Regions from separate parts of the Homo sapiens genome. Here region 1 is linked to region 2. Evidence: read pairs that join two places in POLR2A ChIA-PET (ENCODE). Cell type or tissue: B cell. All regions are shown on one strand. Links, peaks and the distances in the headings refer to the core of each region. The heading gives the core; the rest is flanking DNA. Region 1 has its middle 9.8 kb from the start of GSX1. Region 2 overlaps LNX2 (ligand of numb-protein X 2).

Evidence for each region. Peaks named below come from ENCODE experiments on the same cell type or tissue, not always from the same donor. Only the 100,000 strongest peaks of a DNase experiment are listed, where the experiment ranks them.
Region 1: POLR2A ChIA-PET joins it to region 2 with 8 read pairs; 2 of 35 experiments call an interaction of 5 or more read pairs at or near these places.

Annotation. Positions count from the first base shown.
Region 1 is chr13:27,780,464-27,784,862 of GRCh38, forward strand. No RefSeq gene overlaps it. Among named protein-coding and RNA genes, the nearest start is that of GSX1, 9.8 kb to the right of the region's middle. In B cell, for the core only: no CTCF peak of the experiment used is centred there; no DNase peak of the experiment used is centred there; H3K27me3 peaks cover 1,312 bases.
Region 2 is chr13:27,591,254-27,595,652 of GRCh38, forward strand. All of the region lies in intron 1 of LNX2 (ligand of numb-protein X 2), which reads right to left. Among named protein-coding and RNA genes, the nearest start is that of LNX2, 27 kb to the right of the region's middle. In B cell, for the core only: no CTCF peak of the experiment used is centred there; DNase peaks (open chromatin) are centred at 1,778 and 4,048.

The DNA of each region.
Region 1 (4,399 bases), core at 148-4,147, 190 kb after region 2:
ATAATAATGAGCCAAAATGTACATCCCCAGTCCTATATAGTAACTTCTTGAATTGCATCTCTCAGAAATGCCTTCTGAATTCCCCTCCCGTCTGTCTTGCACTGTACTGTTTGGGAGTTCAACTAAGGCCCTGGCATGGGACCTTGCCTTTCCTATGCAATGCCAGTGGCTGGGCCCTGGGGCTTGCATAAAATCACCCATATGATATGTGCATACAATAATAGCTAACATTTAATGAACACTTACTATGTGACAGACACAGTCCTAAATGCTCTTATAATTCATTTCGGTCTCCCAACAATTCTATGAAGCAGGCACCATTATGCTTCATATTTTATAGACACAGCAACAGAAGCTCAGAGAAGTTAAACAACTTGCCCAATTCAGAGCCCGGATTTCTTCAGAGACCCTCTCTTTAACAATTATGCTATCCTGCTCAAAGCAGAAATTCAATAAAAATTTATTGGATGAGTTAGAAGAAGAGTGGCAGAAATATCTGATTTCACCCATTACTCATTCTTCCCGTCATCTTAGTAGCAACAACCACTATCATCTAAGATTCTAGCTGAGCCTGTGCCTACCTGGCTGGGCTCTTCTCTCTGTCTCAGTTGCCACATCTGTAAAATAAAAATAATAACAATACCTCTTTCAAATATTTCTTAAGTATATGAATTCCTGGTTGAAAAGATTACTAACCAAAAACTGTCCCAAACTGTAATATATAACAAGAAATACATATTTTAAATTCCTAAATTGTAATTCATTTTGTTGACTGTGAAAATAAAATAAATTAGGATACATGCTTGACATATAAGTATTACGTTCAAGTCAGTTGATTGAATTCAGCTGAATGCTATTCTATAAATCTCTCTCAACAGAGAATTGAGAAACTCCAAAGAAAGCACCCCATTCAGACTCTGTCACAAAATAGAAAGACATCATATTTTAACAATAAAATGAGGCCAAGTGTGGTGGTTCATGCCTTAATCCTAGCACTCTGGGAGGCAAAGGTGGGAGGATTGCTTGAGCCCAGGATTTTGAGACTAGCCTAGGCAAAGTGGTGAGACTCCATCTCTGTAAGAAATTTATTTTATTAACAAAGAATTTTTAAAAATAAAAAATAATTTTTAAAAGGACAATAAAATGAACTACTGGCTAGAAATATAAAATCTGTATTTTATTGGTGAGATATTATAGTTTGGGACAGTTTTTGCTAAGTAATCTACTTGACTTGATTTTTAAATATTTTCAAATTTTCCTCCCACAAACCAATTGCCACCAAAAGAAATATTCACAGGAGAGTATCAGTTCCCACCATTGTCTTCCCGAAGTGTTTGTGTTAAACAAATCGACAGGCCAACCCCTTCCTCTGAAGCCAGCTTGACAAAGCTACTTCCCATGGGACTCAGCCTCTGAGAGCCCTAAGTGTGGTACAAATCTTTGCACCCATCACAGAAACAAGAAATTAGGAAAAAGATGCTGAAAAGTTGGAATGGGTAATCTTAGAGCCTGCCCCATTAATGAGGCCTTAGGTTGCAGTAGCGGGGGAGGAGGATAAGACAGTGTCTGCCCCTACAGGGCCACTTACTTTACAAATAGAGTCACTGCCAGAGTGCATCTGTGGGAAGGGAATTCCTAGCACAGTCAGGAGACTTGTTCAAGAGGTCCCCAAGGACAATAAATTGGAGAGATCTCAGAGGCTGTTCCCGATGCTTTGATCCTTAATGAGTAATGAAAGCTTAAGAAAGTGTTTGTGTCTGCTGTACAAACTAGGCAAGGTAGAAATGCTATCTTCTTGCTGTCCCAGGATTGAGCCAGCTAAGCTTAGCCCTCAGGCTGCAGCCGATGTGAACTGTCCCATGATGTTAGTCCTCACTTAATAGCTGGAGAAGTAAAGAAAAGTGGCTGTTCATAGGAATTCAGTTTATTCATTAACTCTACATTGTGAGCTAGAAGCGGGACTTCTCCCTGAGGCGTGGAGCCTCCTCAGAGCGGATCTGCTGACAAACAATCATCAGTGGATCTCACCTGTTCTATTTTCTTTCCTTCTTACAAGGCCTGCTGTACTAGAGATATTAGTTTAGTACTCCAAAATGACACAGAGATCTGTGCAGTTACAATTACTCAAGTAACGGTGACAGACTCAATGTTCTTTGTTGGAATTACCAGGGTTTTTGAGAATGAGGAACACTAGTCAAGTGGTGAAGATATTATCCTTTGGAATTGCACATAACTGCAAGACAACATGGCCCCAGAATCCATTGGTAATGCATCAGCCTGTCTGTGCCAACTAGGAGTAGAAATACTCAGCTCCCTGCCAGGGTTGTAGGCATGGCCAAGAAAATCCTGGAGCAGCTGCTGTAAGAATCAAGGCATTTTGTCAGCAGCCTTCTCTGCAAACCCCTCCCTTCCTTTCTTCTGAAAATGTAGTGAGGGTACAGCCAGCACTGGTCACTGTGGCTCTGAGAAATTGCAAATCCAAGTACTTTGCTGAATAAAATGGGAGCTTGGCTGTGTTCCTTAAAGGTGGGGGTGGAGGTGAAGGCGATGGTCAGATAAATCCCCAGGACCTTTTAAACCAGTCCTCTCTACTCTGCTCTGTATGATGTACCACAGAATTTCTGCCTTCAACAAGTCCTCAGCTCCTTCCCTTCCAGTGGCTTATCTTTGCTTTCTTTGGTGATTTGGAGCCAAGGCTTTCCGAAAGGTCAAGACTAGAGGAGGGGATGTGGCCTGGGCCTGCTCTGATAAAAATGGGCAAAGAGGAGTGTGTGTGGAGGGAACGGAGCAGCCACAGGACAGCACCACTCTCTGTGGGTTTATTGCTTTATGCTGCCACCTGGCTGAGCCCTGAGCTTCAGGCTCCTGCTGGCAGAGAAAGAAAAGGCAGAGAAGACAGGGAACATTTACACTGAGAGGTCTCAACATCAGGCTTCCTGATGGGAATCCCGCCTGAGGCCACAGACCATCACATCCAGCCTCCTGACTCAAGTGTCACTGTCACTCACTTCTAAGGGGGAAACAGGAACTGTTTCGAAAGGTGGACTTAAAGGCGAGGGGTTCATTCATCAACGGATAACTACTTTAGGTGAGACTGGTTCTGTCAGTCTCTAATCCACCATGTTTTCTTCTTTTTTAAATCTGCAAATTTGTTGCATGGAGATTCTTAGTAAGATATTTCATACTCATCTTCCAGGTCCCTGAGTAGAACTCCTTCATCCCTGCAGAAATTATCTTTGCTTCCAGTACTTTCAAGGTGGAAGAGAAAAGGAAATGGCTGGGGGTGAATAACTTAGGCTGAAACTTCTATGTCCAGAGAAGGCCTCACCAATGTTTCTGCATCCTGTCACCCAGGAAAGAAAACATACAGCTAAAATTTACTGAGGCCACACTCGGTCTTGGGCAGCATCTCAGCATTCTACGAATGCATACGGAGTAAACAGTGGTCCCTGGAGCAAGATGTAGAAGGAGGCAGTATGTCTATCTCAGGCTCAGCTCACGGACTCAGGGGAAACCTCCCTGGAAGGAGATAATGTGGTTTTTGTCAGGGTGGTGCCAGCCGACAGACTGGCCTGTGGATACTTGTAAGGCATCTCATGAAGGACACCCAGGAAACCATATGGGAATGGGAGGAATTTTGCAAGTAAGGCCAGAGGTCCAGCAAGCTCCATATAGAAACTCTAGGTTGTTATTAACTGCTTCTACCTAAACCCAATGAATGAGAAACCTGGTACTTACATTCAGGTTACACATATATTATCTCTAATCTTTTCAAGATAGGTGAAGTATCATTCCAATTTTACTGTAAGAAAACTAAAGAGCTGAGCACTTATGAAATCTTACGATGCTCATCAAGATGCAACTATGATCATTGAATAAGTGCAAGAGACGAGATTCCTCTATTGCCATCAGCACTAACATTAAACATTTATTAAATATATACATTGTGCCAAGTGCTATGATAAAGGTTGGTGACACCTCTGTAAATAGCCTTAATCCCTTCCCTTAAGGGCTTGCAATCCAGTTGGAAGGCAACAAGAGGGTATCCCAGCAACTATGCCATAATTACATTGATTCCTTCATTTGGCTTGATGCTTATCATCTGATTGGATCGGGGGTTGGGGACCATATTAGTTATGCTTAGATGCAGATGTAATAGAAAACTTAAATAATAATAAAAAAGATGTTTACCTTTTGCTCACATAAAATAGGTAGGCAGCTCCTTGATCTCTCAGGGACTCTGCTTCTTCTCATCTTTCTCCTCCATTATTCCCAGTACAAAGCTTCTATCTTTAAGTCATCTCCTGGACCAAGATGGTTGCTAAAAAAATTCACCATCCATGCAACAAGAGGAAAGGAAGAGGAAAAGAACGGAAACAGTGCCTGACAGCTGCTGAGG
Region 2 (4,399 bases), core at 137-4,136:
TAATTCATTACAGATTCATATATATCAAATATCCCTGCAAAATACAAATGCATAATGTTACATGATTCAAATATTAATAAAATATTTGCACTGTAAAGCCAGAACTATAAAGAGGCTGTACTATATGAAGCCCCTAGGATGATCAACAATGCACCTCCAATTATATTAGTTTCCTGTGTTTCCAAAACGGATTCAAACAAAATCCCAGGTTTCACATGTTAAGTTGCTATTACCTGCCTTTCTGACATCTCCACTAGGGAGTGAACTTTCACAAACCAACTATATTGAAAAGCAAACTAATTATTCTTTTCCCTAACCTCAAATCTGACCTCCCATTCTTTTTCCTGTCTGTTCGTCCATCCATCTAGGATTTATTGAGAATCTCCTATGTGCCAGACACTACTGTTCCAGGGTTAGGAGTTGAGCACTGAACAGACAAAAATCCCTGCCCTTGTGAAGTTAACAGGGGGAGAGGGTGGAGGATAGACAACATATAAGAAGAAATGAAATGCAGTATTTTAGACGCTGAAAAGTTTTACAGAGCAAAGGAAAGCAAGGCAGGGAAGTCACAGTACTGGGAGGACAGCTATTTTAAACAGCATGATCAAGGAAGAACTCACTGAGAAGGTGGCATTTGAATTTAAAACCAAAAAGAAGTAACTAGAAAGCCATGCAGGTATCTGGTGTAAAAATGTCTGTTACAGGCAAATGAAACAATAAGTACAATGGCCTTGAGGCGAGAATGTCCCTGGTGTGTTCAATGAACAGTAAGGAGGCCAGCATAGATAAAATGAGGAAAGTTCAGAGAAGACATCAGAATGGTTACTGGGCTAACTAAATCTTGTAGGGCCTAAAAAACTTTGGTTTTTACTCTGAGTCAGATTTTAACAGATCATTGGCTGCTATGTTGAAAATAATCTGAAGGGCTCAAAGGCAGAAGCAATTAAAAGCCTACTGAAATATTCTGAGCCACAGATGATGGTAGATTGAACATGATGAACATAGTTGAGATAGAGAGAAATTACTCAATTTTAGATATATTCTGAAGGTAGAACCAATACAGTTTGCTGATTAATAAAATGTGTTCATGGGCTGATGGGAGGGGGGAAAGTCAAGGATGACACCAAGATTTTTGATCTGAGCAACTGGAAAGATGGGGTTAGCATAACTGAGATGCACAAGTCTGTAAGAGAGCAGGTTTAATGGGTATGCTCAAGCTGGAATATGTAAAATTTGGACTGCCTGTTAGATTTCTAAGAAGAGACACTGAATAGACAGTTGCACACACAAGTCCAGTTCAAAGACAAGGAATGGGAAGATGATATAAATTAGGAAACACTGGTGTAAAGATGGTATGGAAAGCCATCAGATTGGAAAAGATCACTAAAAGTGTAGATGAGTGTAAGCAGCAAAGAGAAGGGCTGATTCAGGACTCCACCTTGGCACCTTTCTGGGGGACGAAGAGGACCAGGCAGAGGAGGAGTGTCCACTGTGATTGGACGAAAATTAAGAGAGAATTGTACAGAGAAAGCAGATAAAGAAAAGTGTTCCGAGGAAGAAGAAATAATCAACTGTGTCAAATCCTGTAAGCAAGTAAAATAAGATTAGGACTGAGAATTAAGCACTGGATTTAGCAGCATGAATTCATTGGTGACCTTGATAGAGTTTTGGTGGAGACAGCAGAAGCCTCCTGGAATGAGTTCAAGTGAGAATTGGAAGGAAGGAGTTAAGAGCATAGACAATTCTTTTGAGAAAATATGCTAAATGAAAAGGGGAAATTTGTATCTTGGTAGGAAGTGAAACAATCAGAGGTGATAGCATTCCACCCCATTAACAAAACATTTTTCACCCCCATGTTTACAGGTTTATGATTTGCATCTGTCTACATCCTTTCTTCTTTTGCCATATCTCTCCCTCTCCTTTCTAAAAGCTAGTTTCTCCTCCACCTGGGTTCATCCCTTTGGAAGCCTTTGTCATTTATCTCATCTTCTTCCAATCTCTTTCTCCCCATCACGTACAAAAACATTCATGTCTTATCAACTTTAAAAATAAAAACAAATCATTCTTCTACAATGGTTACCCTTTCCCTCACCTCCATTTCATCTCCAATAGTTTTGAAAAATACCATGCTGCAGTTGTCAACTCCTTACCTAAAAGGGCTTCTACCTCCATCAGCCACAGAGACTAGTTTCACTGTGGTTATGAATGTCTAACTGCTAAACCTAATGCCAGTCTCAGACCCTCATACTACTTTATCTCTCTTCAATATCACTAACGTCTCTCTCCTTGAAACTCTTTGCTGGCTGAAACTTTTTTTTTTTTTTTTTTTTTGAGATGAAGTTTCACTCTTGTTGCTCAGGCTGGAGTGCAATGGTGCAATCCTGGCTCACTGCAACCTCCGCCTCCTGGGTTCAAGCGATTCTCCTGCCTCAGCCTCCTGTGTAGCTGGGATTACAGGCGCCCACCACCACGCCTGGTTTTTGTGTGTGTGTGTGTGTGTGTTCTTTTTTTTTTTTTTTTTAAGTAGGGACAAGGTTTCACCTTGTTGGTCAGGCTGGTTTCAAACTCCTGACCTCAAGCGATCTGCCTGCCTCTGCCTCCCAAAGTGCTGGGATTACAGGTGTGAGCCACCACGCCCAGTCTGCTGGCTGAAATTATACCATTCTTGTTCTTGTTCTCATCCTATCACTCTTTTGTAACAGCTGTCCAATTACTTCCTTTATACAAACCCCAAAAAAGTCAAACTGTTGGACCAAAGTGAAAGGAAGACTTCTGATTTACATTATAAAACTGCCCTCCAAAATGGTGAACAAAATTTGGACTCCTACTAGCAATGTATAAATATACTAACTTTTTCAAAATTGTTCTAAGCCTAGTCAATTTTCTTTTAATATTTATAAATTTTATAGTTGAAAATATTTCATTGTTCTTTTAATTTGCATCTTTTTTAGTCCAGCTAAATTAAACATATGATTATTATCCTTAGTTATCTTGTGAAGTGTCTGTTTATAACCTTAGCCCCAGTTTTTTCTTATTGAATTGTACTGTTTTTCTTATCAATTGATTTGAACTCAACATATTAAGACAGCAACCCTTTATCACATTATTATAATCACCTCTCCCAAGCCTCCTGTTTGCCTTTTAGTTGTCTACCAGCATAAAGATGCTGTCAATTTTCATGTAATTGAATACACTCACTTTTCCCTTTGAGAGTTCTTCCACCACTCTTATCTTCTTCTTCATAATGAGATAAAGATTTGCCTCTATTTTCTTCATTTGTATAGTTCATTTGTATAATAAAATTTTTTTTATTATCACTTTATTCTGGTTAGTATGCAGTATGAGAATAGATCTAACTTTATTTTTCTCCCAGTTGTTACAGTATATCTGCCTCACACTTGTGTTCAAAAACTAGGTCTTTATTCCCCTCTAAATGATCCGCTTCCTCAAGGCACGCCTATATTCCCAGTATCACATAATTAGAACCAGAGGATCCTCCCGTTTCTCTTTCTCACTCCCTGCCTCATTTTCCATACCTAGGCACCAAGTTCCCCTCGATTCCACCTCCAGAATGTGGCCTCCCCTTTCTTCCATTCCCACCACCTCTCTCAGTTATTTGTTGCACCTACTCTTTTAGCAAACGCAGAAGGTTTTCCCGTCTTTTTTCTGTCCTACCTTCCGTCACAACACTAGTATCCAAAAAGCCATGATACTATTTTCCCTGCCTGAATACTCTTCTGTGGTCCCCAACTGCTTCTACAAAATTAAAGCCAAATTATTCAACCTTGCAATTAAACCTTCCCAGATCTGACTCTAGTTTCACTTTCTGACACAATTCTACACATTTGTGCTTTGGCCACACCAAATTATTTACAACTTCCTGACCACAGCATCCTCTTTCCTGCCTGGAATGTCCTTTCCTACCTTGGGTATCTGCAGAACCCCCATCCATTTAGTGGTCAGCTCAAGTAAACACTCTGCTGTGAAGCTCTACCCAATCCACCCAAACACAAGCTCTCACTATGTCCCTTCCACTGCCACTTATCACAGTTATCATGCACCTCACTGCAGTGGTTTGCAATCACTTGTTTGCATGTGTCTTCCCTACAGACTGAACAGCCATTAGAAGGCAGAAACCAAGTCTTAGTTGTTCATCTCTATACCCCCATGCCTGACATGAGTATGTGGTTAATAATAAACCTGAGGAAAGGGAATATGAATGAACAAATGTGTCAACTTTTACCTGCCTTACCAATCCTACCAATTTTGTCTCTAGAATTCTTATTCCCACGACCTCTGCTCTAATTCAGATTCCTACTACTTCCTGATAATCTTCTAATTGCCTCTAATTTCACTTCCTCATCACAAAAGGTGATCTCTTAACAAATAACTAAGATTC